Regions from separate parts of the Homo sapiens genome. Here region 2 is linked to region 1. The links are chromatin contacts, found by Hi-C or POLR2A ChIA-PET in ENCODE. All regions are on one chromosome and are shown on one strand. The core of a region is the stretch at or near the end of the contact, and the rest is flanking DNA. Distances in the headings are between cores, read along the strand shown.

Region 1 (6,055 bases), core at 1,997-4,496:
AGTCACTGTCATTTGCTACGGTATGTGCTACTGGCATTACTAGTGACCCCGCAATGGGCTTGATGTTCTCAGCCCTGCCACAGCTAGGATGCCCTGGGCCTGCCACCTCCACGAAGGCACTCAGACTTCCGCATGGAGTAGGCAGTTCTGACCCAAACCTTCATACAGAGCCTCAAAGTACAACCATTCCCAATTGGGTTTGTTTTTATTGTTGGTGAGGAGGTAGAGTATGGTGTGGGGGCAGAAAGGGGGTTCTGTTTTGGGGAAACACAAGGCAAGGCAGAAAGCCACTCAGAGAGGCAAATAGGAGAGCAGCCTCTTCTGCAACCATCACACTTGGAGCCCACCTTCCAGCTGCGGGGACACAGTATTGTTATCTGTCGAAAAGGCAAGATGACGTCTGGGTGTCCTTGATGGAGCTCTGTGAGGCCCTGGGCCTCAAGTGGGCTCTCCACTCCCCTGCTGGGGTCGGCGTGCAAAGGGAGTGTGCCTGCTCCTTGAGTGCCTCGTCTTTCCACAGCAAAGGACGACGTGCGTGGATTTGTTCTTTGTGCTCCCAGCAAGGGTTAATCCAAGTAATGACTGAAAATGTCTTTGCCAAATACGTAAAACACAATCTCAGCCCCAAGACTAAATGGTTTCAATTCCCCTCCTGCTCGACATCCTCCCTCCTGCCTTCACGATAACTCCAGGCGGACGAGCCGGGCAGGTTAGCAAGCGCCAGGACTCCATCCTCCCACAGCCGAAGCACAGACCTCTCTGCCTTTCTCAGAATAACCTTGCTGCTATTCTTACTTCTGTTCTGTGTCACCTTACTTGAAGCTTTCTTTATTTTATTACCAGCCAGAGGGCAAAGGTTTCTTCATGGAGTGCCATCACCCACCGCTGCTCCCGGGTGACAAGGTTATTCCTTTCTGCTGGCCAGAAAGCAGCCACGACAGCCATGGCCAGCCCTGAGCCAGGGTAGAGAAGGGTGTGTGTCTGTTACCCAGGAAATTGGGGATTTCTCTCTCTCTCTCTCTCTCTGTCTCTCGGTCTCTCTCTCTGTCTCTCTAGCTCCCGCTCCTTAAGCTTTCCAGGTGTCTTACACCATATCCACTCTACATTTCCACTGCATTTCCATTTCCATTTCCATTCCATACTACGTTTCCACTGGGGCTCATTGTTAATGAAGCCAGTTCCCAATAATGCTTTTATTCAGTGGACTCAGGCACAACTGGACTCCAACCCAGCTCCCGAGTGACCAGCTGAGACCCCAAAAAAAGTCACTCAACCTCTGAGCCTCAATTTCCCCGCCCAACAAATAAGGATGATACAGGTCTTACTTCCTGGGAGGGGGGCAGTGAGACAGAGTGTGGAAAGTGTTAGTACAGGGCCTGGCACATAGTCAATGCTCAGTAACAGCTCCAGAGGTGCTGGCTGGGGTAGGACCATCCATGCTATGGACAGTGACAGCTGGGGGCAAAAAGATGCATGGCATCTAGTCGAATCTTTTCACTTTACGATGAGGAAACCAAGGCCCAGGAATTGGAAATGAGTTTCCCAAGGGTACTCAGACATGTCTAGGCACAGGTGGGATTGGAAGTCGCACCTCCTCACGCCCCATGCTCTCCCTGGGACCAGGCTGCCTAAGGCCTGTCACACTGCTTCACTTTCGACAGCTGGAGGTCTTATACAGAGGGTCTCAGCAGTGAGACTGCCCAGGTGAGGATGAAGCAGAAGGAAACCTGGTTCAACTTGGCATGTACTTTATATCCAACCGATACTTCTGATCACAATTACCAACCAAGCTTCTAAGATTGAAATATGATAGTGTTTTCACAGCTCATTATTTTTCCTGAGAAACAATGAGTGTAATAAAGACAATTAAAATCAAGTCGATGGCTCAAGAAAAGCCATCAACTTTGGGAGGCCGAGGTGAGCAGATGGCTCAAGTTCAGGAGTTTGAGACCATCCTGGGCAACATGGTGAAACCCTATCTCTACAAAAAAATACAAAAATTAGCTGGCCATGGTGGTGCATGCCTGTAGTCCCAGCTACTCAGGAGGCTGGGGTGGGAGGATAATCTGAGGCCAGGAAGTTGAAGCTGCAGCAAGCCTTGATTGCACCACTGCACTCCAGTCTGGGCAACAGAGCAAGACCCTGTTTCAAAAAATAAAAAATGAAAAAAAAAAAAAGGCCATCAGGTCAAACCCATGGGCTGTTCAGACTAGGATGTATCACTCACAGTCCTGGACATGAGGTGTTTGGAGAGGGCTTTCCTCTCAGAACCAAAAGATCAGTGGTTCTGACCACTAACCTTTAAGTGAGTGGTCCCTAAAATGCCCATGTTTCCTCCATAGCTCATTAGGGCTCAGTCTTAGTGTCAGCAACTATCCTTCTCATCAATTTTCAAACTATTTGGATTTTCAAGCAAGACCTTCTCTCAAAACCGTAAATTCCAAGGCCAGGCGTGGTGGCTCACATCCATAATCCCAGCACTTTGGGAGGCCAGGGTGGGTGGGCCACTTGAGGTCAGGAGTTCGAGACCAGCCTGGCCAACATGGTGAAACCCTGTCTCTACTAAAAATAAAAAAATTAGGGGGCATAGTGGCATGCACCTGTAATCCCAGCTACTCAGGAAGCTGAGGCAGGAGAATCACTTGAGCCCAGGAGGCAGAGGCTGCAGTGAGCCAAGACTGCGCCACTGCACTCCAGCCTGGGCAACAGAGCAAGACTCTGATTCAAAAACCAAAACCAAACAACAACAACAACAAAAAAAAAAAACAGTAAATTCCAAATGTTGACCAAGTTTTCTGTCCTAGACTTCTGTGTTGAGCGTTTTAAGGACTGTCTGGGGTCTGCGTCCACAGCGTGGTGTTTGTGCGTACCCCTCACCGCAGCACCACTGCCACCCTGAATCCTGCCATTGCTTGATCTCCCATCAAGCCTTTCTCAGCCTTACCCACTGAATTTGGACAACAACCCTGAGAGGCAGGTCCTGTCAGTCCCCTCACCTTACTTAGGAAGCATATCAGGTTCTGAGAGGGCAGAGCCTCACCCAGCAAGGAGAAGCCAGGATCTGAACCCAGGACTCTGTGATGAACAAACTTGTGCTGTGGTCTCATCAAAATACCTGTTTGTCTTTGTCCATGGTTTCTGGCACAGAGCTTCCCAAACCCTTCGCATTTCCTGAGTGATTCCACTGTGCTTTGTTATTCAGAAACAGCCCCTTATACAACTCCTACCTGAGTTTGCACAAAGGAGGTGGCCCTCGCATAGTTTCAGGGGAGAGGCTGGCCACGTCAGAAAGGCCAAGCACGTGATTAGAGAGTTGGAGGTTTCAGCCCCACGCCCTGATCTCCAGGGAGCAGAGGGAGCTGAAAATTTGAGTTCAGTCACATGCCAATGATTTCATCACACATGCCTACTTAGTGAAACCCTGGACAAATACTGCAACAGTGAGGCTTGGGGACTTCCTGGCTGGTGAACATAATTGACTCTCTGGGAGGGTGCAGCACCCTGACTCCAGCGGGACAGAAGCTCCTGCACCTGCCGCTGTCCCCGCCCCCACCCCTGCCCCAGACCTTGCTGCCCTACATCTCTCCATCTGGCTGCTCATTTGTATCCATTATAATAAAACTGTAGTTGTAACCTGTAGCACATTCCTGAGCTCTGTGAGTCATTCTAGCAAACCATCCAACCAGAAGGGAGGTCATGGGAACTCTCAAATTTGTAGCCAAGTTGGACAGAAGTATGAGTAGCCTGGAGACCCAGGACTTACAGCTGGTGCCTGAAGTGAGGACAGTCTTGCCAAGCCCCTTCACCTGTGGGGTCTGCGCCAACTCTGGGTAGTTAACATCAGAATTGAACTGAGGTGTGGGACACCCAGTTGGTGCCAGAGAATCCGTGCTGGACGGACAGGCCCTTCACCCCTCCCAGGCCCTGGAAGGAGCCTCGCCTTTCCTCCTCACCAGCTTCTCCCTGATCACATGCCTGTCTTTTGATGCAATCAATAACAATAACCGCACACTTTCTCCAGCTCAGAGGCTTCCTGATTGTGTTCCACATGGTACCAGATTGTTAATAGAGCATCAAGAGGGGTTGAGACCTCGTAATTTTAATACTGAGGGGCAGATAATCTAGCCTGCAGTGGGTTGAAAATACACGATGAGAAACTCAAAATGCAGTTCTCTCTCCTTCCCTTAAATAAGGTGTTCACATGGCCAGCATAAGGCATAATGCTCAGATGGAAATATTTTGAAACACAATTCTGAAAGGCCCATCATCAGTAACGTGTGGGGCAGAACACATGGGAATCCCCACTGAGCAGTGTGTGCCCGACAATCAGTGCTAGCATAATCGTTTCACAAAGGTTTAATAGACTACCTTATAAGGTAGCATACTTAGGCAATTGATTTGGGACTCAAAGGGCCTACTCTTTTTATGTATGTATTTATTTATTTATTTTTCTAGAGAGTCTTGCTCTGTCACCCAGGCTGGACTGCAGTGGCACAATCATGCCTCACTGCAGCCTCAAACTCTTGGGCTCAAGCAATCCTCCCACCTCAGCCTCCCAAAGCACTGGGATTACAGTCATGAGCCACCACACCAGGCCCATTTTGAAAGCTAAGTTTGCCCTAGATGATTCCCTCCTATGCTCACTGATGTTACCCACACATTGCTGATATGGTCGACAGGCCCTTTAAATAAAGTTTCCCTTTCTTTCGTTAAAACAGAGACCAATAATGGGGGATTTTACGTTCTTTCCACAAATTCACTGGGAAAACACACAGTTTTATTTAAGACCATTTTTCCTTTTGAAACCCAGCATGTGATTCTCTAGCTTATTCTCCTAACTCAACACATAAAATTCCCCATGTCCCTAATGTTCCCTCGACCTCCTCAACGAAAGTGAACTGAAGGCTCCTCCAACAATAATACTACATTACACATTTACATTTCCAAATTACTTTCACACACATTACCCTGTCTCATTCTTTTTCCAGAGCAGAAAAGCTATTGCCATCTTCCTTTTTAAATATGAGAAGACCAAAGCCTCAAAACTAATGGCAAGCATGTATTCAACATTTCTCCTGCATGGGCCCAAGTCAGTTCCATATATTTCCCCATTTGATCCTTTCAGCACCCTATGAGACCAGTGCTATTAGTGGCCCAGTTTACAGAGGAGGAAACTGGACTCAAAGAAGCCAAAGAGATTACTTAGGGCCATATAGGGAGTGAGTGGCAGAGCCAGGCTTCTTACTCCTGAGTATACAAGGCCACCTCTGTGGGCTCCCGGCCTGGGGCTTCTTACCACTGGGTGCCTGTCTAGGGTGTAAGCTTCCAGGCCTTGTTCCCCCGGGATAATCCAATAGATCTGGACCCAATGGCATGAGGGCACATGTGCCCTGTCTCTTTCAGCTTCTTCCTCCCCCAGCCCCTTCCTACTAATATTCTCCCTTATGAAGTTGATGGAGTCAACGTCAGTGGACAGAAAACTCGCACATCTACTCACTCCTCAGACCCCCGGCACCTCCTGCATCTCAAATCTCTCTCCTGCTTTCATGCCCACTCCCTTCTCCTGGGTCTCCCGCCACAAGGATGATTCCTTCCCAGCCTCCTTCCCTGGCACCTCCTGTGCCCTGAGGTGCAGTCGTTCTCCAACCCTCAACACTCAGTGCCACACCCCTGCCATCCCTTCAACCACTCCCTCCATGCGGAGGCTGCACGTTTCCAGACGGTGGAGCTAAGGCCTTCAATTTGTCATATGTTTGGCCTAATTACTGGATGCATAGTATGGGTGAAATAAACATTCGTTTAATTGAATCATAAACCTATAAATAGAAGTAGCTAATGGTTTAAATGAGTAAGGCATGGAAACCACTAATGATAGAAGAGTTAGACAGATGAACTTGCTTCTACTCACTTAATTCTCACCAAAATGCTACAGTAGATGACATTCTTGTTCTCATTTTGCACTTGAGAGAGGAGAGTTTTAGAGAGGTCAGGTGGTTTTCCCAAAATGACATAACTAGTAAATAGCACAGCCATGACTCCAATCGCAGCCCTCACT
Region 2 (6,055 bases), core at 1,609-4,108, 39 kb after region 1:
TCTGGGTATTTATCCCAGAGAAATAAAAACTTATGTCTGCACAAAAACCTTTATACAAATATTCATTGTTACTTTATTTATAATAATAGCCAAAAACTGGAAACAACCAAAATATCCTTCAATGAGTGAATAGTTGAGCAAACTGTAGTATATCCATGCCATGGATGTATTAGTCAGGGTTCTCTAGAGAAACAGAACCAATAGGTGTGCATCTGCATGCATGTGCGAGCGTGTGTGTGTGTGTGTAAAGAGAGAGAGAGATTTATTTTAAGAATTGCCTCACATGATTATGGAGGCTGGCAAGCCCAAAATCTGCAAGGTAGGCTGCCAGGCTGGAATGAGTTGAGGTTGCAGCTCAAGTCTCAAAGCAGTCAGCTGGCAGAATTCCCTCTTCCTTGGGTAACATCAGTCTTTGTTCTATTAAGGCCTTCAAATGATTGGATGAGGCCCACCCACATTATAGAGAATAGTCTGCTTTACTCAAAGTCTACCGATGTAAATGTTAATCTCATCTTAAAAATACTTTCACAGAGACCGGGCGCAGTGGCTCACGCCTGTAATCCCAGCACTTTGGGAGGCCGATGTGGGTGGATCACGAGGTCAGGAGATTAAGACCATCCTGACTAAAGTGGTGAAACCCCGTCTCTATTAAAAAATACAAAAAATTAGGCAGGCGTGGGCTGGGCACGGTGGCTGACGCCTGTAATTCCAGCACTTTGGGAGGCCGAGGTGGGCGGATCACAAGGTCAGGAGATCAAGACCATCCTAACACGGTGAAACCCCGTCTCTACTAAAAATACAAAAAATTAGCCTGGCGCAGTGGCGGGCGCGTGTAGTCCCAGCTACCTCAGGAAGCTGAGGCAGGAGAATGGTGTGAACCCCGGAGGCAGAGCTTGCAATGAGCCGAGATTGCGCCACTGCACTCCAGCCTGGGCAACAGAGCGAGACTCTGTCTCAAAAAAAAAAAAAAAAATACTTTCACAGAAACATCCAGAATAACGCATGACCAAATATCTGGGTACCATGACCTAGCCAAGTTGGCACATAAAATTAATGACCACCATGGCGTACTACTCAGCAACAAAAAAGAATGGACTATTGATATATGCCACAACTTGGATGGGTCTCTAGGGAATCCTGCTGAGTGAAAAAAAACAAAAAAACAAAAAACCCAGTCTCCAGCTGGGCATGGTGGCTCACACCTGTAATTCAAGCACTTTGGGAGGCCAAGGCCGGCAGATCACTTGAGGCCAGGAGTTTGAGACCAGCCTGGCCAACATGATGAAACCCCATCTCTACTGAAAATACTATATAAAAATTAGCCAAGAGTGGTGGCACATGCCTGTAATCCCAGCTACTTGAGAGACTGAGGCACGAGAGTTGCTTTAACCCAGGAGGCAGAGGTTGCAGTGAGTCAAGATCACGCCACTGCACTCCAGCCTGGGCAACAGAGCCAGACTCTGTCTCAAATAAATAAATTAATTAAATAAAATCCAGCCTCAAAAGGTCATATATTGTGTGATTCCATTTATATAACATTTCTAAAATATAGACACGGAGAACAGATTAGTGGTTACGGGGGTTGGGGACGATGGGGGCGGAGGGGGTGTGACTGCGGAGGGGAAGCGCAGTGTCCCTTTGTGGCGACGAATCAGTTCTGTGTCCTGATTGTGGTAGTGGTTTCAGTGCTCTCCACATGTAATAAAATGTCATAAAACTATACACACACAATATACCAATGCCAGGTTCCTGGTTTGGGTACTGTACTATAATTATATAAGATATAACCAATGGGGGAACCTGGGTGGAGGGTACCCAGGACCTCTCTGTACTATGTTTACAACTTCATATGAGTCTATAATTATTTCAAAGTAAAAATTTAAAAAAACAAGAAGATACATAGCAGAGAGTCAATATACACATTTTCAACAATAAACATGTAGACCTCCTGAAAAAAACAAGCTTTTTTTTTTCCTTTTCCTCTTAACAAGGATGTGCACAACTTTTCCCTTGGAAGGAACTTAGACACACACCAATTAACCCCGTGATGCCTGTCAGTAATGTTGGAGGAAGAGAGACAGGGCCTCTCAGGTGCAAGAATTAGGATGTCCCCAGCCTGAATGCCAAGAAACTCCTGTGGCAGCCAAGCCCCCAGGGTGTCAGACCCCTGAAGGGAAGTCTGAGCTCCTCTTTCTTTCCTTAAGTGATCCTGGGAGAGGTCACAGGGCAGCAGGGCCGGGAAAATGGCACGTGGAAAGCGGTCACTTCAGAACCAGAAGGTGTTCTTTTCCATCTCATCACCTTCTTAAGACAAACCACTTTCCCTCCTTTTCAGTTCTATCTGAACCAACAGCTACAAATAAATAAACACCACTGTTTGCAAAGGCCACAGAGATTAATATTATTATTAATATTAATAGTATTAATGGAGTCTAATCATAGTAAATACATAGAGATGAAAGATCTTTCCCAAAGCAAGTTATTGATAACTATTAGGGTTGACAACTGAAAGATACATTTGCAATTTATTTTTGAAGCCACATAGATTCATTTCAGCCGACCCTCTAGTTATGGGACTAGACCACATTCAAGTTGCCTTTCAAATAGTACTGTAAAATTAAAATTTAAAAAGCATGTAGACGTGACTTTAAGGGACACTCAAGGAACTACCAAACAAGAGCTCGGCAGCCAACACCCTTTAGTGAAAAGGGTAGGACAGTTTGGGGTTGGCACCTGGGAAAATGGTCCACATGATGACCTTTGCAGGGGTGCTGCCCTGTCCTGTTCCCAGCAGCCTCGCCCCCTTTCTTGCCCGGCTCGCTCCTCCTCCTCCTCTGACCCTGTCAGTCAGGCGTTAACTGACCTTCCCAGGGCTGGGCACCTTCTATAGGAGCTTCCTCCCCTTCTCCCCGTCCATGGGAATGAGTCAGCAGGGTTTGGTTGGCTCCACTTCCTGCCTGTGGTTATTATAGCTGACTCATCAGACCATCCTGGGTACACAGTTCAGAGTCTTGATGCAATTCACTTCACGTTAGATCATATTTCTCTCCGTCATTAAATATTCTTGGAAAACATGATTTTCAATGGCTGCAAATATTGCCAGGACCATCTGCTTGCTGAATGCTGGTGTGCGAGCTGGCAGAACCTCCATGTGCTCCAGGTCTCTGATCCATACGTGGAGAACGCACACCCACATGTGGCCATTTGCTGGTATTCCGTCACTCACTAAGTCCCCAGCAGAGCTACTGCTCTGAGTCTAAGCATCTAAGTATCAAAACATGATACACACACACACACACACACACACACACACAGCCCTAAAACAAATGTTACTGTGATCCTGAAGCCACTTGTTTAAAGAAGTTTACTTTCTTTTCCACCTGAACAGTGATAGACAGCCAGTGTGCAAGTTCAAGGAGATAATATTAAAGAATTATTGGATCATAGATGTTTTGAAATAATTATGCTCACCACACATAAGATTCATTCAATAGGCATTACATGCCCAAAACACATAACAATCTAAAGGCTTTAAAATAAGGCAGTTTAGGCCAGGTGAGGTGGCTCACACCTGTAATCCCAGCACTTTGGGAGTCCGAGGTGGGTGGATCACAAGGTCAGGAGATCAAGACCATCCTGGCTAATATGGTGCCTGTAGTCCCAGCTACTTGGGAGGCTGAGGCAGGAGAATTGCTTGAACTTGGGAGGCGGAAGTTGCAGTGAGCTGAGATTGCGCCACTGTACTCCAGCCTGGGTGACAGAGCAAGACTACATCTCAAAATAATAATAATAATAATAATAAATAAAAAAATAAACAGAATAAGTCAGTTTTCTACCTATCTGAATAGATACTGTAATGTTAAAATTATCACCACAAAGTTCCTCACCTTTTAGGAACTCGAGCTGGTAAGGGTGAGGTGGACTTTTATAAACCCTCAGGACAGTGGCTGGGCGGAGACTTTCTTCACACAGTCCATCTTCTGGACTAAAGAAGAGAGGCCGGGCGCGGTGGCTCACGCCTGTAATCCCAGCACTTTGGGAGGCCAAGGCAGGTGGATCACCTGAGGTCAAGAGTTCAAGACCAGCCTGACCAACATGGTGAAACCCCATCTCTACTAAAAATACAAAAAAGTTAGCTGGCCATGGTGGTGGACACCTGTAGTCCCAGCTACTTGGGAGACGGAGGCAGAAGAATGGCGTGAACCCAGGAGGCAGAGGTTGCAGTGAGCAGAGATCAAGCCACTGCACTCCAGCCTGGGCGACAGAGTAAGACTCCATCTCAAAAAAAAAAAAAAAAAAAAAAGGAGAAGAAGAGAAAGGACACACTATTCCTCCTAGAGCATGCATTAATGATTATGAGAAAGCCAGACAAGAATAATAATATTCTTGTTTGTTAAGCATGTACTAGGTCCCAGGCACTACACAAAGCACTTTTACAGAAAGCTATCATCCCCGCTTTGTGGTAGTATTTTTGGCCCAAAATGGCAAGGAAATAGCTACTTCACTGCATAATGCAAGAGCTCAGATTCAAGAGTACAGAAGAGCCCGTGGAGCTGGCCAACCACATGGAGGTGCCCAAGCCCCCTGCCCTCCATGTGGGTGTTTCCTGGTCAAAGGCATGAGAAATCTGCAACTGTTTCCATTACTGGTTGTTCATGGGAGCTTTCCTGCCAGGTTTTGCTTTATTTATTTATTTATTTTGAGATGGAGTCTTACTCTGTTGCCCAGACTGGAGTGCAGTGGTGTGATCTTGGCTCACTGCAACCTCTGCCACCCGGGTTCAAGGCATTCTCCCACCTCAGCCTCCCGAGTAGGTGGGATTACGGGTGCCTGCCACGATGCCTGGCTAATTTTTGTATTTTCAGCAGAGACAGGGTTTCACCATGTTGGCCAGGCTGGTCTCAAACTCCTGACCTCAAGTGATCTGCACACCTCAGCCTCCTAAAGTGCTGGGATTACAGGTGTAAGCCACCGCACCTGGCCTAGGTTTTGCCCTTCTCAACCATGTGTCTACCAGTAAGCCTGGGCAGATGAAAGAGGAAGCATTACAGTTTCCTTCTCCCTGACTGGTCTATGGCAGATTGTGTTTCCAAAGGTAGCCTCAGAATACCTCCCATCCCACATGCTATTCTAGAAACTCATCTTCCTCCACCAAGAGCTAGAATCTAATTCCCTATGTCTTGAATCTGGAAAGGTTTGGGACTTGCCTGCAACCAAAAGAATGTAGCCAGTGTTTCACATGACTTCCAAGGTTGGGTCATAAAATGAGATGCAGTCTCCACCTTGGTATTTGCAATCTTGAGCCCCAAGTAAGAAATCTGACACCCACTCCTGCCCTGAGGCTACAGTGCTGAGAGAAGGCCCAGGCCACACGCAGGTGTGCTGGCAGCCTGCTCCAACCGAAGTCCCAGCTGATAACTGGCATGAAGTGCCATAAGTGCAAGGGAGCCTTGGAGGACTCCAGGCCTCAGCCTTTGCACCTCACCTGACACTTTGCGCCTCACCAGCTGAGGTCCTGGACACCATGGAGCAGAGACTGGCCAATGAGATCAGTGCAACTCGTAAAATGTGACTGCAATAAGGACATGGATGATACTCATGAATGAGTGGAGACACTTCTAAGAGTATTTCTGATTAGCCAGAGCTCAAGAAAACTTACATTTCCCTGAAATCTTACAACTCATGTGAGAGAACACTTGATGAACATAAGGACTAGATAACCCCAAACTTGGAAAGCTCACCGCTCTGTGGAAAAGCTGGATTCTAGAACTTGGTTGGTCCCAGAGGGCGAACTGGAGGCTCCTAGCATCACCCTCAAGTCTTGGGCTCGGAACTGCCAAAGGGGAGAATTGAGTCTGCCAAGTCCCGTTTGGAAGGTTACGCCCCGGCCCAAAGGTCCAGCAGACGGCAGGCAAGAAATGGGCTGTCAAAAGAGACTGGTTCTGCCACAGATGTCCTTTTCCCTCAGAAAGAAAACAGAGAAGGGCCCTGGCACTTCTTCCCGGTGGTGAGATGCGTGGTGGGTGAGAGAGAAGAGAGGAGGAGAGAGAGAGAG

The links. A loop is a pair of places that touch in the nucleus more often than their neighbours do. ChIA-PET counts read pairs that join two places held with the same protein, here RNA polymerase II (POLR2A). Pooled maps may share reads with other maps.
Region 2: a map of PC-9 shows a loop between it and region 1 (5-fold over the local background). The contact joins two enhancer-like sites. A Hi-C loop is called at or near these places in 7 of 168 maps with a recorded cell type or tissue (CD14-positive monocyte, K562, PC-3 and 4 more), 3 of 37 single-sample maps with no recorded cell type and 8 of 50 pooled maps. POLR2A ChIA-PET finds 5 or more read pairs at or near these places in 10 of 52 experiments (A549, AG04450, GM10248 and 7 more).

What each region holds. Positions count from the first base shown.
Region 1 is chr2:111,656,250-111,662,304 of GRCh38, forward strand. No RefSeq gene overlaps it. Among named protein-coding and RNA genes, the nearest start is that of MIR4771-2, 110 kb to the right of the region's middle. Within about 2 kb of position 3,247, at least 18 of the 41 ENCODE cell types and tissues checked have a DNase peak (open chromatin) inside an H3K27ac peak, as active enhancers do; they include CD14-positive monocyte, PC-3, PC-9 and 2 more, where a contact is called at or near this core.
Region 2 is chr2:111,696,103-111,702,157 of GRCh38, forward strand. No RefSeq gene overlaps it. Among named protein-coding and RNA genes, the nearest start is that of MIR4771-2, 72 kb to the right of the region's middle. RefSeq lists an enhancer at 6,006-6,055. Within about 2 kb of position 2,859, at least 20 of the 41 ENCODE cell types and tissues checked have a DNase peak (open chromatin) inside an H3K27ac peak, as active enhancers do; they include CD14-positive monocyte, PC-3, PC-9 and 2 more, where a contact is called at or near this core.